Linked DNA regions of Homo sapiens: region 1 is linked to region 2. Evidence: chromatin contacts called from ENCODE Hi-C data. All regions are on one chromosome and are shown on one strand. Each heading gives the region's core, a stretch centred on a gene start or an enhancer-like site at or near the end of the contact. The rest is flanking DNA. Distances are from core to core; before and after follow the strand shown.

What was found. Hi-C counts contacts between places; a loop is a spot of excess contacts on that map.
Region 1: a loop to region 2 is called in a map of OCI-LY7, with 3 times the contacts of the local background. The contact joins the enhancer-like site here to the promoter of PRKACB in region 2. A Hi-C loop is called at or near these places in 1 of 168 maps with a recorded cell type or tissue (OCI-LY7) and 1 of 37 single-sample maps with no recorded cell type.

The regions. Positions count from the first base shown.
Region 1 is chr1:83,756,313-83,763,998 of GRCh38, reverse strand. The region is part of intron 1 of LINC01725 (long intergenic non-protein coding RNA 1725); the gene reads left to right. Among named protein-coding and RNA genes, the nearest start is that of LINC01725, 100 kb to the left of the region's middle. RefSeq lists an enhancer at 2,949-3,098. Within about 2 kb of position 2,763, at least 2 of the 41 ENCODE cell types and tissues checked have a DNase peak (open chromatin) inside an H3K27ac peak, as active enhancers do; they include OCI-LY7, where a contact is called at or near this core.
Region 2 is chr1:84,138,416-84,145,566 of GRCh38, reverse strand. It overlaps PRKACB (protein kinase cAMP-activated catalytic subunit beta), which reads right to left and starts at 1,296. Exons shown (of 10, transcript NM_182948.4): 1 at 1,019-1,296. The coding sequence starts at 1,205. RefSeq lists a silencer at 1,228-1,277.

The sequences.
Region 1 (7,686 bases), core at 1,514-4,013, 380 kb after region 2:
TATTATGATAAAAATTAGATCTGGGTACTTTTAACCCATGGTTCAAGAGGATTCATGCCCTGTAATCAGAATCTCAGAGGACAGTGTAATAACTAGTTGTTTTAAAAATGGTTTCATGTTTCCTAAGTCTTTACCGGGTAACCCTGTTTTTAATGTCAGTGTTGTCATAAATGCTGGGACATAATAAACTTCCACATAGACATGTCCTTACATTAAAAACAGAGCCTGGTGTCGATTTTTTAAAGGTACATTATTCCTGTGAATGGGTTTATCAGCAGTACAACGACATTACAAGACAAGCTAAGCCATAAAAAGGATTAAGTGGCACTGTATAATACTGATTAAGTAACAGAGCAATACATGCAGTTGTGAGAGTAACTAGTGCTGCCAAGTCTTCTGAAACAACACGGTCATAAAAGTTTACTTTCCTTGCAGACCCAACTTTTTCCTCTGGGGTCTTCTCTAACAATATTCAAACATCAGCTCTTCTACAGTCACTAAATTCTGCCTGCATTGAAAACCGTCTTCAACAACAAAAGCCAATTTTAGGTCTTCCTGTTGTAATAATGCTTCTGTGATAGGTGGACTAACCTCTGTTTAATTCTGCCTCTGCCACGTATCAGCTGAGTATGATTCTTAACCTTTTCAGTTTCCTTATCTGTAAAATGGGGGTCATGAGACTTAAAACGTTGTTATGCAGGTCAAAACAGATAATGCATAAGGTGCTTAATACAGACATTAATTCTTATTAAGGAAGATAATTGTATGTCATTTTCCCCCCAGTGATAAATATGTTTTGAGAAATAGACCTGCTTTTGTTCCTACAGAGATATCCTTATTATTTTATTCTTATGACAACACCCCAAGAATATTCTAAAATATTCTAAAAAGAATACTCTTGGGGTGTTGTCATAAGAATAAAATAATAAGGATGTGGCAAATAACCCCAGAATATGTATAATGCTGTGCCCTAGAAAAGGGGCCCTGCAAATGGTCATTGATTTAGATTACATGAAATTTAATGTAGGTGCAAAAAAGATTTCAGATACATGCACCTTTAAAATGCTTTTTATAAATGACTTGAATTATTTGCCCAAAGGATATGTTTAATGTAAGAATATTCCAAAACTGAAGTTATCTCACTGAAGATTCCTCACCTGTCAGCTGCTTACAAGAAAAGTTCATCCAGTTCAATTTTTATGTGAGAGATTAGTTTTAGGAGATAATTTCACCGATATCAGTTGAAATGCTTTTCATATGGGCCATGGAGTGTTATAAATTCTAACTTAATAAAAGGCGAAGGAAAAAAATTGCCTGTAGATTTCACACATGGAATCTATTCCACGTTGTTTTTGCTAGTTTTTCCAAGACCCCGAGGGGATCCAACAACAATAGGTTATATTGAGTGCAATTAGAACCATAATGCAGAAGCAAGTAAATTAGGGCAGATGTTGATATTTCAAAACTAGTCTGCTTTTCTTACATTTGGACACAATTCACGAGATGCATTGAGAAGTACTGTGATTACTGACAATGTCTCCTCTTCAATATATCAAGACTGTTTACAGAAAACAGAAAAAAGCATCCATTAGTGCAACTCCAAAATCTTACCCTAAACAATGTTATTCTATTATATGGTAAGTGTTGTAATTATGTAACTGCACCCACAATTGGAACCCTAGATTTTGAATGTTTAAATTTAATTCTGCATGTCACCTCTCTGGGTTATGCAGCAGACAGATGTGAGCCGGAATGGGGGGCAGTGGCACTGGAGTTGGGACCAACAGGGTAGATAGGGTGAGGATCGTTGAGCAATGCTTTGTTATTAGACATCAGTGTGTGCTGTCAATGGCTTAGTGAAGCTGCTCGTGATTTGGGAGGGGCTTCTCTGGCCAAGCAGGACAGAAACCAAAGGAAAGAAGGAATCATAGTGGGAGTGAACAGGAGGTGTGGAGGGGGTCAGGGTGGTCAGCGCTAGTCTGCAGAGAAGGAAGGTGCCTTTTAGGAGGAATCAAGCCGGTGGAATGCAAATTCAACTGGGAATAGAAGCCGGAGCCTTGGAGCAGCTTCAGGGAAAACTACTCTCCAGTTTTCTGTCTAAACAGCATAGCAGTAGAGGGAGCCAACCCCAGAGGACTTCTGCAGCCAAAGAAACTCTGAGTTGGGGGGAGTATATTTTATTTTTATTTATTATCACAACACGGACTATAAATTTTAAAACCTATTTGAGTAATTTCCCTGCAGAAGAAATCTGACTCTGTTCCCACAGCCTCCCTTCTCTCAAAGTGCTAAGTGTGCCACAGAGCATTTGGAATTCTTCCTTCAAAGTTCCAGGTTGTCCAGCCCCTCCTACCACTGCAGGTCTCTCTTGGTCCTGCTGATACTGGAGCTTATTTATGAGGGCTGCTGAGGGGTGGGTGGGCAGGGGGACAGCTGCCAGGGCCTGCCCCCCACCATGGGAGATTTGTGGCAGGTGGAGGGGGAGGCGGATATAATGACCATTTGCAGACAACCTATTTAAGCAACTGTTTGTTATACAATAAAAATTACTCGGTGGCTCTGAGCATGAACTCTCCAAGGGAGGGTGCTGTGGGAGGCAGTTGGAGACTTTGTTTTAATCAAATGAGCAAGCAGGAGCTTAGGGCTTTGTTGCGAGAGGGGATGGCTTTGTGGCGGCCTTTCTTGCTTCCTCCTGGCTTCATTTGCTTGTCAGGCAACAGTGTGGCCCCTGGGGGACTCCCCTAGATGAGGCAGCTGCAAAAGAGAAAGTCTCTAGAATTGGGAAGTGGTAAGTGTAACTCAGAATCTATAGGGAGGGAGCTGGGCAGAACAGTTTTGTGAAGCACCTTCCAAACACACAGGTAAAGGTAACTCCTTTCAGTTATACACATTTTCATAAGAACAGGAGCAAATAATATTCATGCCATGTCCTAACACACCCTAACGTACACTGAGTCTAAGCTGTAGTAACTGACAGAAGCAGCAATTTCCAGAGCCAAGGACCCTGAGAACTGAATCTCATGAGCCTCTAGAGGGGAGAACCAGGGGCCAGTGGTAGCAGAGCTCCCCAGGTGAACCCAGGCACCAGGGAGCCTCCAGATTGCTGCACAGGGGACACAGCAGCTCCAGGAGACAATCTCTGAAATTCCACCAGCATCCTTATGTGTCTGCATACTGCAGGAGAATGTTGGTGTCAACACACTCTGACATCAGAGTGTGATGTCACACACTCTGATCCTCATCCCTGGCTCCAGGACCCCATAGCCTGAAATGATTTTTAATACATGCTATTTGCTTATTTCAAGGAAAAGGGTCAATCGCTGAGCAAGAGGAAGGGAAAGAGAGTCTGGAGCATTTGAGCAATAAAAGTGAGGTCAGATAAAACCCTAGCATTGCAGAGCTTGCATACAAGCTGGATTTCTCTATGGGTTTTTACACCAAACAAAAGACAAACAGTTCGTCTACCCATTTGGCCATGGGAGTTGCAGGGAGCACAGTTCTGGCAGCCGAGCTGGGCTGTGGAGAAGCTAAGTTCTCTATCATGCCTAGGGCTGCCATTTGGGGCTGCCCACCAGCTTGTCAATCTCAGTGCATGTAAAGCTAGTGATTAGAGGACTTAGTCTCCGTAGCTCATCTCTTTGAAGCTGATTCCCCACTCAGAGACTCTCCCTGCTGTAGAGAGACTGGAGTCTTCCGCAGGTTCCTCCTGCAAGCTGTTCACCCTGCTTTGTATTATTTCTTGGCGTTTGTATGTACCCTGCTTGCATCTAATGTATATTTATTCTCAAGGACCGAGAGCCTCAGCAGGCAGCTGAAGTTTAAGTGAGTGAATGGCACAGCCGCACTGGGAAAGATTCATTATCGGTACATTTCTAGGTTATTTGACGTGGGAGAGTTTCAGCAGTTTATCTGGTGAGGAGAAGGCAAAGTGACAATGTGGGAACCTCTTCTGATGTGCAAAAATGTGCAGCCGACACAGGATTGCCATTTATTAAATCATAAATGTAATGCCAGATTTTTTCCAGAGAACAGCAGGGAAAATAAATACTTGAGGCGTGGGCCAGTGTCCTAGAACTAGCCCTGGGTCCTGTCCATCACTCAAGCCACCTCCCAGGGACTCCGTTTCTCTAGATGAGCTTTAGCTCTCTTAGCGGCAACATTATGAAGCAGAGTTACTAATATGACTCTTTTGAATATGAAAAATAGAGAGAAAACCCTTTTTAATCTTTGTTTTTATGGCTGCAAACATGATTACATAGAGGAAAATCAATCCCAATGGAACAAAATGGATAATACAAAGTAATTGATTGGCCTTTATCATTTTCCATTATGATATTAAAATAACACCATAATATCAAGCGGCAGCCACTGATACATAAAGGAAAACCGGAGATGATTATGTCTAAGGGTAATCAGGTCACGGAAGTGTGAAGGTAAGATAAATAAGGTAAATACAAAAATGAAAAAAGGCTTAAAAGAAGCAAAAGGGAGTTGGTGGCAAAGAGGCTACATAATAGAAGGGAGATCTAATGTTTGGAATATCATTAAGCAGTAAGCCACGAGAGACAGTCTATTGCAGCTGTGTGATTGCAGTATGTCTCGGTTGGTGTCCCAAGCCATGGGGGCAAAAGCTGAGTGACTTTAACTTCTCAGGAAGTGCAATAATCCTTTCAGAATACAGTGCCTGCAGGCCTACTGCCATCAGGCTATGAAATTTAGAAAATGAAATAGAGGAAGCATTTAGCTCTTCGTATTTCCCAGGCACTAATGCCACCAACATGGCATCATAAGCAGCCACTTAGAAAACCTTCATTTACAGCCAACTTTTCAAACTGCTGGCGACCAGTGTGGCTTTGCAGACCTGGGATGCCATGGTTTGTGTCCTATTGGCAAGCAGTTGATGCGAACCCGTTGATAAAAATTGCATCAATATAATGCCTGGATACATTAATCTGTGTTCTTCCCTATTATATATTTCCATACAGATTTATTTTCTCTCTTTTAACATACATTCATACTTACATGCATAAATGTTACTATTTATACCACTTTATGTAAAAATAGGACAAAATTTTAATTCCTACCAACATTTTTCTTCTTCGGAAATGCTTCATATTAAAAATATGTATATGTGCTTTGTGTCTGATCAATAAATAAATATATGTAGGAGCCAGTTAATTAAAAATAGATAAGATAATTGTTTTGGTATTATTACATAACATGCTTCTGAATTAGACTTCTTAACACGATGTCACACTTGTGTTAAGCAAACATTGCAAATAACTCTGTTGTGGCCGGAAGTCAGCATTCACACTTAAAACATAGTAGAAAAATGTCATGCCCACCAGAGTGATCCTGCTCTTTAGATTAGCAGTAATCAGGAATATAGCTTAAGGTGGCGGAACAAATCACTGTGTGGGTTGAAAGTATTAGTGGACTGGTTAGCTGTGATACCCTCAAGAGGTGTGGGAAGTAGTTGCTCACTTCGCAGAAGGACTCCAGATGTTATAGAATTTGTTTCTGACTTTCTGAAATCCTGGATTGTACTCATTTATTCATTCGTTTGTTTATTTGTTCCAGGAACACTAAGTTCCTATTACGGATGAGTCCAGAACTGAGGCTACAGAGGTGGTCTCAAGAGGCACTGTATTAGTAAATGTCCTCCAGAGAAACAGAACCAATGGGATATATCTATCTCTGTCTGTCTATCTATCTATCTATCTATCTATCTATCTATCTATCTATCTATCTATCTATATCTGTCATCCATCAAAAGTGATCAATTTGTTCGACTTATGGAATTGGCTCACTTAATCGTAGAGGCCAAGAATTCCCACTATCTGCCATCTGCAAGCTGGAGAACCAGGTAAACCAATGACGTAAGTAAGTCCTGGTCCAAGTCCAGAGGCCCAAGAACCAGGAGCATAGATGCTGAGGGTAGAAGAGGGATGTCTGAGCCAAATGGGAAACGAATTTGTCTTCCCTCTGCCTTTTTGTTCTGTCAGGGCCCTCAGTGGTCTAGATGATGCCTGACCACATTGGTGAGGGCAGATCTTCTTTACTCAGTCCACTAATTGAAATGCTCATCTATCCCAGAAACACCCTCACAGAGATACCCAGAAATGATGTTTTACCAGCCACCTGGGCATTCCTTAGCCCAGTCAAGTTGACACATAAAATTAACCATCATAGGTGCACAGGCTAATGGGGAGGACTGGTGCATATAAACAGATATTTAAAAAGGTCCTAGATGATATGACACAAACGCTAAGAAACACACAGAAAAGAGAAGTCAGGGAACAGCTTCCCAGAGACAAGTATAGATGGAAAAGTCTACTTTTCTGTGCAGATAGAATAGATGAGAAAGGGCATTTTAGACAGCACAATGCTTCCACAAATGGTCCAAGAGACACAAACAGCTACTGTGTTGGGAAACAGAGGGAAGGCCAGAATGGCTCATGTTCCAGGTACAGGGCATGGAGTGGCGGGAGATGACAGGATCGCAGGTGAAGCTCAATGCATAAGGGCCTTGTCTGCCATGGAAGACAGTTGCCCCTATGGGAAATCGGAAGCCTGTAGAGGTGTTTAAGCAAAGATACAGTCTGGCGGGGTTGTTTGGGGGTGACAGCACTTTGGTATACGATAGAAAATAGGTAGGACTGGGGAAAAGAGGGGCCATTACACAATGTATTGATCCACTGTTCTGGTTGAAGCTTAATGCACCAACTGTGGCTAGTGTGGAAAGAACACACCAAAACAGTTGTACTTTGTATAGCAAATGGTCTTGGCAGCAAGTCACAGAACACTGGCTTAAGCAATATTGAAACTTATGTAACAAGAAGTGATGGCTCTGTGTGGGCTACACCAGGGTTCCAGCTCCACTTCGCAGCCAATCTCTTAGCTATGCCTCTTCATGTTTTGGCTGCCTCCTTGGGCTGATAGCGATATGGCTGTAGCAGTTCTGGCAGTCCCATCTAGACATACGATGTCCAGAGGAAGAAGGACCACCTCTTTTTTTAATATCTCTTTCTTAGGAGTGAGGAATCCTTTCCCAGAAATTTTCAGCATGCCTCCCATCATTGGCCATATTAGGTCAAATGACCATTTCTAAACACTTGATATTGTTTTACAACAAACTATAGGGAATTAACTACCGTGTGTGTTCGGCCTTCCTCTAAGTATCTTCTCTTTTGATCTTGCACTTTCTCCTACTGAAAAGATAACTTCTAGCTAGTTCTGTAATAGGCAATGGACTCTTCCACACTATCCAGGGTACAAGTACTGCTACATTGCTCTATCAATGTAGGCGTATCCATGAAGATTGGGGGGATGTCTTCTACACTCACTGTACATGACTCCCTTCCCTTTCTTCATGTTGTTAGATGGAAATCCTGGGGTTTACACAGATCCATAAGATATGAGGAGGACCTCATCCCCAGTCCGCGGTGCCTCACTCTTGTTGTCCTTGCCCAGGCCTATAAAGTCTTCTCAGATGTGATTTAAGATTCCTGCAACTCTCTCAGAATCTGCACATCTCATCCCGTTCACAGGCCCTACGGATTCAAGTTCTTCCCAGTATAGATCCTGGCCTTTCTATACAAACCCAGATAAATTCAGCTAAATTGTCTCAGTGGGTGTGCATAGGCTTGATTAGTGATTGTCTGCCTGGGTTTGTTTCTACCTAGC
Region 2 (7,151 bases), core at 47-2,546:
AAAATTAATTCAAATAAGCTTCTATAACACTGTCAAGGTGCTGTATAAACCTAGGAGTAAATTTTGTAAGCCATTCTTGATTTTGCTGTTGTGGTTGTTAAGCTGAGTTTTCTTCCTTAACTGCTACCAAATACATAAACAGAAAGAGTCAAACGCTAGTGCTATTTGATGATCAAACAAACACACCAAAGAGGGCAAAAGTTTCAAGGGTAATTCTATTGTTCCTCTAATTGGAGTCACAGAAATACCTTGAGGAGGGTCCAAGGTGAGATGTAGAATGGCGGCACTAGTATTGTTTATATGTGCAATTTATCTTTTAGAGTGTATGGCACCAAAAATGGTTCCCCAGCACCATTTTAGCAAAGCTGCAAGTTCAAACATTTTAACATGCCTGAAAGAATGTGATTCATGCATAACCAACTTTTCCTGCATTTGAGTCATATGTATAAATAACATAAAATATAATTATAAAGTTTTTGATATCCATAATGTTATAAGTGTAAGAATTTAGATAGAATAATTATGTTTTATTTTAGAAATTCCTGTTTGTAAAACTGAAATAACTTTCTCACATGCATTTAAAAATAAAACCATGGCAAACACAATAGAAATGTAATTATAAATTCAAGAGTCTTGTTGCCCCTTTCAAAGTTTAAAGCTTATAAATACAAGACATTTTAAGAAGTAAACAGATGGTTGTTTCTGAAACTTAAGTATTTCATTTTTATGTAAGAACAACAAAAAAAAGTACATTAGAAATGATGTAAGAATTTTATAGAAAATCTTGTCACTGATATTGAACTTAGTCAAAAATAAAACCATACAATGATGAAAGCTGAATGATTCAGCTCAACTTATAATCAAGTTTTTATGGAATTCTTTCAACTTCATCTTGCAAAATGTCCTTGTGAAAATCAGAAAACAACAAACAAAAGAGGGTTCTTTATGTTTGATTGTAAAACTCCAATTACCATTTTAGTTGCTAGTTATAATGTATCATTTAAAAAACAAAACTTACTTGATCTGTCCCATAAGGCAGTATGTTCAGAGAAATGAAGGCTGTCATTTTCCAGAGCTGTTTTCTGATCATGTGCAGTACCTTTAGAGTGTCTATGAAATAACCGGCTAGCAAAACCTTCCAATTTCTGAAGAGCTGTAGTTGTACCTGTATACTGGTTACAAGGTGGTTCTCTATAAGCTGCCATTCATGTGCATTTACACTTTACTTAATGTAACTGCAAATGTTTCCAGAAGGAGCTCACAACTTCTTACACAGAAGCTAAGAGCTATGCATGTGTCAAACTTCCTGTTTGCAGGGTATTCAAACCACTACTGCTGTTCTGTTTCCTGTTAATATAAAACAGCACATTACTGAGCTTTTCTTAGCAAAACACTTTTCAGCTAGAGTTGAGGATTTTAAAAACTTGCAATATCTGCCTAAAAGGCTTTATGTTTGGGTGTTTTAATATTAATATATAGGCTAATGAGAGCATTAAATATAAAGCTTTATATATATAGTAGGCTAAACATTCTTTAAAAAGAAAACTAGTTAAACATGTATGACAAGTCTATGCAAACAACTGAAGGCCAAGCTGTCCTCCAAACACAACATGCTAAAGACAGGTTGTATTTTTTCTAGGAAATCAACTAATATACAGATTTTATGAATCCTTATAAGCAGCTAACTTTTCATAAAAAAAAACTAGTATGAAATGGGTATGAAAAAACTCTTGCAAAACAAATTTATAACACGTATAAATAAAACAATGTGAAATAGCACTTTAAAAAATTGAATGTTTCTAATTCATTGATTTAGGCCTAATACATACAGGAACTACATACACTTAGTATGTCAGTATTGCTTATCAAACTTATAATCTGCTGACATATGTCTATTACCAGGGGTACATTTTAAAACATTCTAAAATTTGAAAAGAACAAAATACAAGATTTAAATTATATAAAATCCACCATAGCAAGAAATTTCAATTGAGAGAAAAAAGTTCCTTCTAGTTGGCTGAGACATGTTAATTTTAAAACCTTACCACTGAAGACTACTACTTACCTAAACCCCTGATTTAGTGATCTCACTTAGAAACACCTCTCTATTTTTTTTTAAACGTTGTTTCACTCTGTCTCCCAGATTGGAGTGCAGTGGTGCGACCTCTGCTCACTGCGACCTCCGCTCCTAGGTTCAAGCGATTCTCGCCCCTCAGACATCCGAGTAGCTGGGATTATAGGCGCGCACCACCATGCCCGGCTAATTTTTGTATTTTCAGTAGAGATGGGGTTTCTCCATGTTGGCCAGGTCAGGAGTTGTCTCAAACTCCTGGCCTCAAGCGATACGCCCGCCTTGGCCTCCCAAAGTGCTGGGATTACAAGTGTGAGCCACCGCGCCTGGCCAAAACATCTCTTTTGATTAAAAGTAAGTAAAACTTGCCTTGTCAATTTTCAGGAAAGAAAGTAACCTGTGGCATTTAACAAAAATTTTGAGTACTTGTTTTTTTGACACTAAAGGATAAGAAATTTCCGTGGTTCTCTTTGGAAGCAGAGGGGAGGGGAGGGAAGGGAAGGAAAGGAAAGAAAGAAAAAGGTCTATCTAAAACAATCTATCTAAAAAAATCTTACTTCAGATTTACTGCCAACTGTTTGACAAACATAAAAAATAGAAACAATACTGATAAGTAAAATAAATAGGAACAATAATGTAATCAAATTAGGACTACATAAAAGGCCAATAAGAAAACACTGATTAGTGAATTTTGCCATTTAACAGTTCATTTGTGTATACTTTGTGTAATGGAATTCATATCAATCTAAACAAGTATGTAACAGTATCTATAAGATAAACTTAAATTTATAGCTTTATGTATAAATATTATGTGTGAATAACAGTTAACAAAACACTGACCAATGAATTTTGCCATGTAACAGCTCATTTCTGTATACTTTGTTTTGTGTAATAAAATTTTTATCAATCTAAACAAATATGCAACAGCATCTATATGACAAAATTCTTAAATTTGTAGCTTTATGTATAAATATTATGTGTGCATAACAATAATTTGTTTCTTAACATCTGGTAGTGCCTTACACAAAACAGACACTTATTAAATGTCTGTAGTCTTCAACAAATATCTACAGAGCATGGACTGATTCTGTAAGGGAAGAAGTGGATAAAATTACTGAATTCCCTTGATTTGCTCTACTGAAGGAAATTCTAATCATCTTCAAGGCTTAGTTCAAATGTCACCTCTTCAGTGAAGTCTGCCACATACTTCCTAGGAAAACAAACTTTGCTGCTTTGTTTTCACTGACCTCATAATATTATGTTAAAAGGTACTGTTTATGAATTTATATGACCCTAAATTGTGAGTTACTTGAATTCATAAATGAAATGCATGTATTACATACTCAATAAACATGTTAAAAGAAAAAAGTATTCACTCATTTTTAACAATTTAAAGGTCTAAGTAGAATCACCGAATACTTGAAAATGTTTGAATTTTATTTATGATGGGACCATATTTATAGATAATCCAAGAAGCACCAAGTTGCTCATATATAGAGACAAGAGTAATAGAACTGTTATCATTGAACTTCTCCTTTTTTCTATTTGTTACTAAATTTTATTCATTCTTTGAATTACATTTTTACTCAGTGCCAATGTGGACTTCTTAACTTCTTGTTTTCCCCGCTTCCAATTACCCCCTTTAATCATTCACCTCTCTGACATATTAACCTCCCCAAAGTATTACACTCATGGTATTCCATTGCCAAATACACAAACTAATCGTAACATTTCAGCTGGACCGTATTCATTTTTAACACATCTAGCCAGATTTTTTATTTATATTCAATGTTGCTCAAGTACAGAAGTTGCAGATTCCTAACTAGAACACTAAGATTACTTTATTTAAAACAATGCATAAGCTTTAAAACAAAATTACTAAAGCAAAAAGAGTAAACTTCACTAGATGAGTATCTTGAAAACACCGTATTTTAAATCTGCACTGTTTTAAAAATAAAATTGTTTCAATTTGTTATCAAGTCCTTCCAGAAAATAGAATATTTAATATTTAAAGCAATGTTTCTATATGTGGTAATGTGACCAGGAAGCTATTGCTATAGAAGTACTTCGGATATTTGATTTTTGATTAAGAAATAAAAATAAAAAGAAGAACTCTACTGGCATCTACTGCTAGAAAGAAACAACTGCAGTTTTAACTAAAACTATGAATTCCTTCATAACTGCAATTAACTTTAAGAAGTATATTGCTTGTTATTCTTCCTAGCGGTGTTTCCACAACTTTAATTCGCACTAAATGTCTCGCCATGCACCGAGAATTTACCAGAATAGCTTATCTTGTAGTTAAATAAGATTTTAAAACTAGAGAGTAATCAACTTCATGAGGTTGATTTTATTCCTCCTTCATTCTGCATTAATTTTTAAAATTATAGAAATTTTCAGAGTTGAACCAGCTTTAATTGCCACAAAATACCACAAAATATTGGTTTCTTTTATTTAATAATAGTGATGACACATTTACCAAGCACTTTACCACATATAAAGTGATTTACTCTGTAAAACCATTGTGAAATTACTGTAATGCACCTGAGATCCTTACAAATAAAGTAAGCAGCACAGGTATTATTATCCTTATTTTAAGATGCAAAAAAATAAACATTAAGTGACTTGCCCAAAGTCACCTAGGTCTTCAAACTCCTAGATCAGGGTTTCTTGTACTGCAAGACACTGATTACCACATGAAGTAAACATTTTATTTTTAAATGCAGTTATTTTCCAAATAAGAGTGAAGAAGTTGGGGTGAAAAAATAGTGGTGGGTAAGATTCATTCTTGGATATATTGTCCCAGGTCTGAAAATCTGCTATGAGAAGGTTTTAATTAAGACGGTCACCTATAGCCATAAAATTTCATTGTCCATGTTTCTTACAATCATCTTGGGGCCAAGCAGAACTATGTACTTTAGAGTTTAAAGGTTAAATAAAAGAAAAACATGAAAACATATTTAATGTGTAAATGATGTATGTGCTCCATGTAGAGGACAAATGACATGACTATAACTCCTGCTATTCAAATAAAGGTTTTAGGGTAATAGTGTTGCTTTTTCCAGAATGTTATATATAAGTGGACTTATAGACTATGCAACATTTTCAGATTGGCTTCTTTCATTTAGTATAGTATGGCAATTGTGATTTATCTATGTTGTGTATCTTAATATTCACTCATTTATATGGCTAAATTCTATTGTATGGAATTACCACAATTTATATATCCATTTACTGTTGAATTGCATTTGCACCTTTGTCAAAAATCAATTGACCATATTTGTGTGAGTCTATTTCTGGACTCTCTATTCTCTTTCACTGACCTATATATGTGTCAATTCTTTCACCAATACTATACTGTCTTGATTACCATAGCTTTCTAGTAAGTCTGAAATCTGATAGTGTAAATCTTCTATTTTTTTTTCCTTTTTTTCTTGAGACGGAGTCTCAGTCTGTCGCCCAGGCTGGAGTGCAGTGGTGTCATTTCGACTCACTGCAACCTCCGCCTCCTGGGTTCAAGCTATTCTCCTGCCTCAGCCTCCCAAGTAGCTGGGACTACAGATGCATGCCACCACACCCAACTAATTTTTTAATTATTTTTAGTAGAGACAAAGTTTCACCGTGTTAGCCAGGATGGTCTCAATCTCCTGACCTCGTGATCCGCCCACCTCAGCCTCCCAAAGTGTTGGGATTACAGGCGTAAGCCACAGTGCCCGGCCCTTTTTCCTTTTTTTCGAAGTTGTTTTGGCTACTACAGTTTCTTCACCTTTCCATATAAATTTTAAGATCAGTTTATCTATGTCTACAAATATAATCTTGCTGGGATTTTATTTGGATTATGCTTATTGGAAGAAATGACATCTTAACCATATTGAGTCTTTCAATCCATAATCATAGCATGTCTCTTCATTTACTTGGGTCTTTTGAATTTCTTTCATCAGTGTTTTACAGTTTTCAACACACAGATCTTGCACATAATTTTGTTAGATTTATACCTAAGTATTTTAAAAATTGGAGCTATTGTAAACAGTTCTTTAAAAATGTTTTATTAGATGGGTACACAGTAATTGTGGTTTTCACCATTACTTTCAATGGCAAAAACCTCTATTACTTTTGTACCAAACTAATACATTGTGCATTGCTACTATATATTATTTTTATATATTATTGTTGCTAAACTCAGTTTTAGGAGACTTTCTTTTTATAGATTTCTTGCAATTTTCTATGTAGGCAGTCATGTCGTCTTTCAACAGGAACTATTTATTTCTAATCTGTATGCCTTTTATTTATTTGTCTTGCCTTATTGCATTGGTCAAGAATTACAGTGCAATGTTGAACAAGGTGGTGACAATGAACATTCTTGCCTTATTCCAAGTCTTAGGAAGAAAGCATTCAGTTTTTCATCATTAACTACTAAAATGTTAGCTGTAGACACTGTTTTGTAGATGCCCCTTATTGAGATAACAAAGTTTCCTTTTTTTTTCCTGGGTTAGTGAAGAGTTATCTTAGGAGGATGCTGAATTTTACCTAATGTGTTTTCAGCATTTGTTGATAAAATCATGTGGTTTTTACCTTTTAGTCTACTAATATGGTGGGTTGCACAGATTAATTTTCAAATATTGAACCAGCTTTGAATTATCAGAATGAACCCCTTTTGGTCTTGGTGTAATATTCCTTGTATATATTGCTGGATTCAACTTACTAATATTTTACTGAGGATTTTTCTGTTTGTGTTCATAAAGATACATTGCTTGGTAGTTTTATTTTCATGTGCCATCTTTGCATGATTTTGGTAGCAGGTTAAGATTGGCTTCACAAAATAAGTTGAGAAGTATTCTGTCTTATATTTTTCCAGAAGAAACTGTGAGAATTGGTATCATTTCTTCTTTAAATGTTTTGTAGAATTTCCCAGAACTATCTGGGACAGTGTTTTGTTTTTCGTTTTTGTTTTTGATTTTTTTTGAAGATTACAAATACTAATACAATGTCTTCAATAAACAGAGTATTACTGAGTTATCAATTTCATCTCGAATGAATATTAGTAGTTTGCATCTTTCAAGAAATGGTCTATTTCAACTAA